Regions from separate parts of the Mus musculus genome. Here region 1 is linked to region 2. Evidence: chromatin contacts called from ENCODE Hi-C or POLR2A ChIA-PET data. All regions are on one chromosome and are shown on one strand. The core of a region is the stretch at or near the end of the contact, and the rest is flanking DNA. Distances in the headings are between cores, read along the strand shown. Region 1 holds the start of Gas8 (growth arrest specific 8). Region 2 holds the start of Def8 (differentially expressed in FDCP 8).

What was found. Hi-C counts contacts between places; a loop is a spot of excess contacts on that map. ChIA-PET counts read pairs that join two places held with the same protein, here RNA polymerase II (POLR2A).
Region 1: POLR2A ChIA-PET joins it to region 2 with 25 read pairs in Patski. The contact joins the promoter of Gas8 here to the promoter of Def8 in region 2. A Hi-C loop is called at or near these places in 1 of 37 maps with a recorded cell type or tissue (T-helper 2 cell). POLR2A ChIA-PET finds 5 or more read pairs at or near these places in 4 of 5 experiments (Patski and embryonic stem cell).

The regions. Positions count from the first base shown.
Region 1 is chr8:123,516,102-123,520,444 of GRCm38, forward strand. It overlaps Gas8 (growth arrest specific 8), which reads left to right and starts at 2,734. Exons shown (of 11, transcript NM_018855.2): 1 at 2,734-2,851. The coding sequence starts at 2,849. It also overlaps a transcript of Dbndd1 not described here.
Region 2 is chr8:123,441,432-123,445,435 of GRCm38, forward strand. It overlaps Def8 (differentially expressed in FDCP 8), which reads left to right and starts at 1,525. Exons shown (of 12, transcript NM_054046.5): 1 at 1,525-1,620.

The DNA of each region.
Region 1 (4,343 bases), core at 1,484-3,983, 76 kb after region 2:
TATTTCTGAGCTGGTAGTCCTGGGTTCTATAAGAAAGCAGGCTAAGGCCAGGCTAAGGCTAGGCCTTGGTACCACAGACCTTTAATTATCCCAGGGCTGAGGCAGAGAGGCAGAGGCAGGCGGCTCTTTGAAAACAGCTTGAGCAAGTCGTGAGGAGGAAGCCAGTAAGCAGCTCCTCCTCGGCCTGGGCGGCAGTTCTTGCCTCCAGCCTCCTGGCCTGCTTTCCCTTCTGGCCCTGACTGCTTTTGTCGACGAACAACGGTGTGGAAGTGTAAGCCGAGTATGTATTTCTCCCCAAGTTGTTTCGGTCGTGGTGTTTCCTCACAGAAATTGTAACCCTAACTAAGATACACAGTATCTCTTTACTCCTAGAGATCTAAAGATGCCCGGCACAGAGACCGACAGACAGCAACTTTCTCCAGGTTGCACAATTCAGGGTTAGAAGTCAGAAGGCCCAATCTAAAATCCATTTACACTTTTACAAAAAAACAAAAACAAAACAACAAAGGAAATTATCAGAGAAGATGAGTTATTCATAACTGAACAGGCTGAGGGGAATTTGAGTGGATGAAATAAGTTGGTACTGCCTTGGGCAGAATGGATGGCTAGGACAGTAGCCAAAAAGCTTCATTGAATCAAGTAGGGTCTGAGTCAAAGCTCTGGCTTTCTGCCCAGCTCTAGTGGACACAAGGTAGCCTGTGGCCTTTAAGCTTGAAGGCCGATTTCAGAAAGTTAAATAGTTCTTAGTTTACAAAACAAGGGAACATCCCCACCAGCTGGCTAAAGCCCTCTGAAACCCCACCAGGCCTGGCTGAGTCAGTGCTCGGTCCTTGGTCATTCCTTTCCTCCCTGGGACAAAACCAGGGTTATAAGGTTAGCTTAGGGGGAGGGGGAGGGCTGGAGAGATGGCTCAGCGGTTAAGAGCACTAAGTTCAAATCCCAGCAACCACATGGTGGCTCACAACCATCCCTAATGAGATCTGATGCCTTCTTCTGGGGTGTCTGAAGACAGCTACAGTGTACTTAAAATAAATAAATCTTAAAAAAAAAAAAAAGAAAAAGAGGGTTGGGCATAGGCCACTATTAGGTACCTGGGACATTAGCAGGCTGTGCTTTCCAAAATAGTAAAGCAGTTAAAATGTCAGGGAGCCAATCATGGTGCTACACACCTGTCCCAAATGCTTCACAGGTGGAGGCAGGAGGAGCAGTTCATGTTCATCTCTGATCTTGCTGATGGTCTGGCTTTGAGGTCAGCCTTGGCTACATGGACTCCGCCTCAACAAACAAGCCAAAACTGCTGGAACCATTTCTTCCAGAACCGTACCATCAGGATCTTTTAGCTGCAGTGCTGTTGGAGCCTGTGACTGCACTGGCTAGTAGAGTGTGGGAGATGTGAGACAGTGCAACTCCCAAGGCTAGGTCTTTAGGAAAGAAATCCAGCTTTCTTGGAAGGCTCCCGTAAAAAACAGGCTACCCGGAGTCCACCTGTGTATGTTCCGGCTGACAATCTGAGCTCTCGGCTGACAGCATTCGACAGCTGACCTAACTGTGCTCAGGTGCTTCTAGGTGCTGCTTTTGAGTTTCCCAGGCGAGTGGGGCTCGCCTTAAAGTTCACTGACAGCAAACAGCGTGGCGGCTATGTTGGACTTTTGTTAAGATTTACTACAAATAAGCCACTGTTAGAATGCTCACAAGGATCCGGTGTTGTTCTTCCAGCGGGCCATTCTTCAAGAATCTGGGAGAGGGGACACTGGGAGGTTGGGTTAGCAAACAGGGGAGTCTCATTGCTAGGAGCCTCAGATCCCCACCACTGAGCAATCTTTCTCTCCTGCTGCATCCACTTATGGGTGTGGAATCTTCATCCTCAGAGCAGGCAGAGGAGCATAACCTGCTGTCCCTTCTGTTTCTGTTTTACCCTGTCCTGCTAAGCCACTTTGTTGTTGTTTTGCTTTTGTTTTGTTTCTCTTTCTTTTTATGTATGTGCATACACTGCAGCTGTACAGATGGTTGTGAGCCTTTATGTGGTTGTTATGCAGGGTGCAGCCCTGCTCCAAGCAACTCCAATCAACTCGCTTATTTATTATTATAAATAAATACACTGTAGCTGACTTCAGACGCATCAGAAGAGGGCGTCAGGTCTCATTATGGGTGGTTCTACCTTCAGAAGAGCAGTCAGTGCTCTTACCCGCTGAGCCATCTCTCCAGCATTTTTTTCTTTTTTTTTTTTTTTTTTTTTTTTTTTTTTTTGAGACAGGGTTTTTGGTATGTAGCCCAGGCTAGCTTCCAACGCATGCAGTCTTCCTCTCAGCTTCCCCAGTGGTCGCAGGCATAACACCCTTAGCGTTTTTCTTTCTGGAAGCCCAGCTTTACACGTTCAGTCTCATCAGAGCAGCATGTGGAAGGAATTTTCACAAGCAGGGCAAGGTGGATGGGCCGCAGGAGCGGGCTCTTAGCTCAATATTTGCATCCAATTTGGGAACTTGGCTTGGGAGGCAGATTAATCATTCAGACTTTTCTCTTTATCCGTTCCTCCTTGTGAGCGCCCGCCATGTAGACTCTGGAGAACCCGAGGAACCACAATAGGTTTCTTCTGTAGCCCAAGTTGTAGTGGGAGAGAGACCAGCAATACACCGAGGGCAACACTAGCTCTTCTGGCGCGTTGTTAGGGACGCACTCCCGGTTGCCCAGGTCCCTTAGGGCGGGGGTGGGTGGGAGGGGAGAACTGGAGGATAGTCTCGCGAGGATTTGAGAACCAGCACGGGATCTAGTCGGAGTTGCCAGGAGACCGCGCAGCCTCCTCTGACCAGCGCCCATCCCGGATTAGTGGAAGTGCTGGACTGCTGGCACCATGGTGAGTCGGCCTGTGCTCGGAGTGTCCAGTGCACAGAGAACCTGGGAGGCTTTCGTGCAGAAATGTGGAGAGGGTCGGGTCCCCGGGACTGGGAGGGCCTGCAATTTTGGATTACTAGAATGGAGAGCTGGGCGCAGTTCTTCCGTGTGGTCCCGGTTGGGGAGGCCAGGAGGCCGGGGCCTGCATTCAGGTTCTCTGGGATGATCATCACACTGGCTAGACTGAGAGTCCAGTGTGCAAGGCGTCCAGAAATCAGAAGCTGAGTCCGTCAGATCCTTGGGACCAGTACTTAAGGGCTCAGGGGTCAATTAAGTGTCCACAGGGCGCAGAATCCGGCACAGGAGAAACCCCGAGAACTCGGAGGTGGAAAACCTAGCGTGTACCATGTGGCCGGAGGCCTCCCTACCAAGGGCAGAGTGTCATGGAGTGACCAGGGATACACACCTTGGGTATCTCAGGCTCCTGAGAAGAAGAAGGCCGAAGCCCCCTGTCTCCTTTATTTTTCTCACATAATGCCCCGCCCCACCCAGGAGATAGATGCTGTCAGTAGTGCAGTGTCTTGGCAGATGTGCTAGGGCATGGGTCATTAGCTGGTGGGGTGGCATCTTCCTGCGTCTGCCTGCCTGGAACTATGGCCGATATTAACTGCTGCTTAATCTTCCCGCCAAGCATTTATGGCCTTGTCAAGGCTGCTAGAATAAAGCAGGCCCTGTGAGCAGTGTCTGCTGGGAACATCTGCAGACAGACACAGTGTGTGCGGTGTGCTCAAGACCAGAGTTCCCTGAAGTGGGTTCATAATGGCAGACACGAGTCAGGAAGCCTCAGATTCGGTCATTGCTGTGAGGTCTCTCCAAAAGGCTTATTCTCGGTCCTTGCTGATGAGGGTCTTCTGTGTCTCTGTGGTGGCTATGAAGCGTGGTTGCCAGTATACTTGTGGGGTGGGGCGGGTGTGTGTGTGTGTGTATCCCTCCTTTTTAAAGCCCAGATAAGTTTTTCTTTTTATCTTTTAGGTTTCCACACTACCTCCTCAAATGCTGCCTTTCCCAAAACACCCCTTCTCCACCCCCCCATAAGTTTTTCTTTTTTTTTTTTTAATGTAAGATTTGTTTTATATATGTGAGTACACTGCTGCTGTCCTCCAACACACCAGAAGAGGGCATCAGACCCCATTACAGATGGTTGTGAGCCACCATGTGGTTGCTGGGAATTGAACTCAGGACCTCTGGAAGAGCAGTCAGTGCTCTTAACCTCTGAGCCATCTCTCCAAAAGAATGTTTTTAACCGTAACAAAGAAATTCTTGTCCTACATCCAGGAGTGAATGGGTTTGAAGTGTTTTCTTTCTCCTTCCCTTCCCCCTTAGTGCTTCTCCAAATGAGATCTCTCTCCCTCCCCACCTCTGGTATATTAATGGGGGGGAGGGATCAGTATAATGATACCCCCTAGGTAAATGTTCCAGTCAGCACTGTGTGAACAGTCAAGGTCAAGATTCTA
Region 2 (4,004 bases), core at 275-2,774:
GGCAATGCAGCCTCCTCAAGTCTTGTCCTGATCATTTTCTGGTGATGTGCCTGAGCATGGCATATAGTTGTACTCAATAAAAGTGCTGTTGCATGCTGGGCGTGGTGGCGCACGCCTTTAATCACAGCACTCGGGAGGCAGAGGCAGGTGGATTTCTGAGTTCGAAGCCAGCCTGGTCTACAGAGTTCCAGGACAGCCTGGGCTACACAGGGATACCCTGTCTCGAAAAACCAAAAAAAAAAAAAAAAAGAAAGAAAAGAAAAAAAAAAAGAAAAGAAAAGAAAAGAAAAAGTGCTGTTGCATCAACGGAGAAACTGTCAAGACTCATAGTAATGAAGACAGGCAGACGTGGCTCCATCCTTGACTCTCTGTGAAGGTGAGGGCCCAGTGCTAGTACAGATATTGGCTCATATCACAAGCACTGGTATAGGCCTTCTAGCACAGAAGTAATAATCCAAAACACTTGCCTTTAGCTCTTAGCCTTTGGGATGAGGAACAAAGAGTCAGTAGAAATGTCAGAGGAGAGTCATCAGACAGTAACGAGTGCCTCTCCGATATCTCTGCTCACAGATGAGGAGGAAGTATTAGGAGAGACATTTGGCTGTGGTTAGGAAAGACTGTATCCTAAAGGCTGAGCCAGAGAGGCCTAAGTGTGGACCTGGCCTGTTAGGGGTAAGGAGGGTGAAGTCTGGTGAGAGAGCTGGGAGGTGAAGTCTGAGGCAGACTTCTTCCCTGGGATCCTCCAACTGCTGGGCTTGAGGTGCAGAGGGAGTCTGAGGGTGCTGAGGCTGTCATGGCTGTGGTGTCACCGTGGGGTGGGGAAGAAGGGCTGGTCCTGAGTCCGGTGGAAGTTAGATCAGACAAAGGAATGTGATCAGGAACGCACTGAAGGTTGGCCTCAGGTGGGAATGATTTATTCACTATCAGACAGAGGTGTGTTAGGTGTGTGGTGTGTGTATGTCTCTGTGTGTGTATGTGGTTTGATGTGCGTGTGGTGTGTGTAGTGTTATGTTGTGTGATGTGTATGTGTGGTGTGTGTAGTGTGTGTGGTGTGTGTAGTGTGTATGTAGTGTGTCATGTGTGTATGAGGTGTGTGTGTATGTGTATGGTGTGTATAGTATGTGTGTAGTGTGTATAGTGAGTGTGTGGTGTGTATGTGGTATGTCGTGTGTGTGTCGTGTGTATGAGTGTGTGGTGTGTAGTGTGTGTGTATGTGGTGTGATGTGTGTGTGTGGTGTTATTGTTGTTTTCTCAGATAGGACCTTTGGAGCTTGAGACGCACCTTAAATGTCTCGATGGTGGTGTCCTGGGGACAGCTGAATGTCAGTGTTGGGGATGTGGGGACATTGAGGGGTTACCACTGTGGAACCATTCCCTTGAATGCAATTACTAAGGCGTGGGGGTGGGGGAACTCAGGAGAAAAGACTCAGGGCAAAGGTAATGGACTCTATGGACCAGAAGCAGGAGACTTGGAGGTGCTCCAGCGAGCCAGCAGGGCAATCGGTGTCATGAACCTCCTGGCCGGAGGCGGCAGCAGCGGGCGGAGGAGCCGGTACAGTGTATCAGCGGCGGCGAACTACAGTGTAGCCAGCCGGTCCGGTACAATGTAGCGGCAGCCAGGTAAGCCAGAAAGCGGTCTCTGTAGGTGTCGGGGGGGTCTGGTGGGAAAGCAGGCGAGGGTCCAGATCTCAGCATGCAATCGCCACTGGTCGGACTCCGGGATCGGGCTTCTGACCCACGCACTCATGGTGCAGAACTGGCAGAGGCCTCAAGCAAGACGTCCAGCTCCCGGCTGCCGCCTGCTGGCTCTCCGCTGTGCGCAAGGCCTTGGTGACCTCATTGGTCCCCGCAGTACGTAGGGCAGAGCTTAGCGTCCACAGATGCCGACCCCCACCCCCAATCACCGGGTGGCTTCAGAGCCTGAGTATGGGACTCCCGGCCCAAGGACCCGCAGGGACTCGCCTTCTGCTATGTTGAGCTTTTCTGAGCCTTCGGTTTCACAACTATGAAATGGGTGAGGAAGGTCGTAGAGACCTGCCCCAGTGGGGACAGTCGCATCCTCAGAATGAATTCACGTTATAGCGGGTAGAAATGTGAGGTGCGCTTTGTTGCGCCTTCTGGGGTAGTTGAGAATTATTAACACTGGTCCTGCTTGGCCTGGATTGCCTGTCCATCCTTTTTAAGGGTGTGAGCAAATAGGATGTACTTTGGACTCCTGTGGCCCTTGGACTAGCACTTTTTGGTGGCTAAAGTAACACACCGGAGGCGGGCTCTTATTCACCATAATCTGTCTTGAACTTTCACCCAGTGCCTCTGATGTACCACAGACCCTTGGTCTTACTCTGAGGGTTTCAGTTGTCAAGTTGTAATTATTATTCGATTTAGGAGAGACCTCTGCAGGGGCTGGATGGAACAGTTTTCTTTTTTTTTTTTTTTTTTTTTGTCCTTTCTTGAGTATCTTTCCTGAGGCCAACCACGGATTCTGGGTGCAGATCTCTGTAAGGCTGGTGGGGAAATAGGAGATGGGGTCCTACTCAAAGCCGGCTGTTGCTTCCTGCAGCCTGGGCTGGGCTGAGGTGCTGTCTATTCGTACTCAGCTGAAAGAGCAATATGGTTCTCCAAACTGGTTCCAGACAAACCAGGAAGATGGGTTAAATGGCTCCATTGCTTAATTCATTCCTTGCTTTTGTTCCTGGTCAGGTGGTGGCAGTGCCAGTCAGGACATACATAAGGGAGCCATTTTCCTGGGAAAGGTAGCCCAGAGGAGAGTGGAGGGCAAGCTCTGGTCAAGGTCTCCCTGTCCCTCTGACTATATTCTAAACCATCGGGAGGTTTCCAGAGAAGGCGTCTGGAAGGGGCTCCTGTGGGCTCCACCCAGTTCCTTTAGACTGGGCTGGTCACCACATGGCGTCGGTGACTGCCCAGCAGCAACTCCCAGTTTCTGTTGTTACCAAACCACACACTCGTCCTTCCGCTCAGTCTTGGGCAAGAGAGTAGGGCTGCAATTGATTTCTTTCTTTCTTTCTTTTTTAAGATTTATTTATTTATTATATGTAAGTACACTGTAGCTGTCTTCAGACACTACAGAAGAGGGCTTCAGATCTCATTATGGACGGTTGTGAGCCACCATGTGGTTGCTGGGATTTGAACTCAGGACCTTCAGAAGAACAGTCAGTGGTCCTAACCACTGAGCCATCTCTCTCTGTCCAGCCCAATACATTCTTTTTTGGTTTTTTTTTTTTTTTGGTTTTTGGTTTTTGGTTTTTTCCAGACAGGGTTTCTCTGTATAGCCCTGGCTGTCCTGGAACTCACTCTGTAGACCAGGCTGGCCTTGAACTCAGAAATTCCACCTGCCACCACTGCCGGGCTTAAACCTTTTTTGTTGTTGTTTTTGTTTTTTTTTTTTTGAGGCAGGGTTTCTCTGTGTAGCCCTGGTTGTCTTGGAATTTACTCTGTAGACCAGGCTGGCCTTGAACTCAGAAATCCACCTGCTTCTGCCTCCCAAGTGCTGGGATTAAAGGCGTGCGCCACCACGCCTGGCGGAATTTTTCATTAATGAAGATTATCGTTATAGCAATTCTGATACCAGACCCCATGGAGATTGTCCCAGTGGTGATAGAAAAGAAAGCGGTCTGTGTGTGAATGCTTAGGCAGAAGTCTGTGTTTGTTTTTTGCTTTTTGTTTAGGCAGAAGTCTTAACTGCAAAGGAGAAATTTTTAGAGAAAAGGAACAACTGGTTTTGAGCAGCTCATGCTGCCAACAGAAAAATGAAGGCATTTTATGGTTTTTGTTTGTTTGTTTTTTGTTTGTTTGTTTGTTTTATTGGTTGGTTTTTCAAGACAGGATTTCTCTGTGTAGCCTGGACTGTCCCGGAACTTGCTATGTAGACCAGGCTGTCAGCCTTAGACTTGCCAAGGTCTGAGACAAGGCCAAGGTGAAGAGTTCTGCCTGCCTCTGCCTTCCAAGTGCTTCGATTAAAGGTGTGTCCCACCACTGCCTTGCAA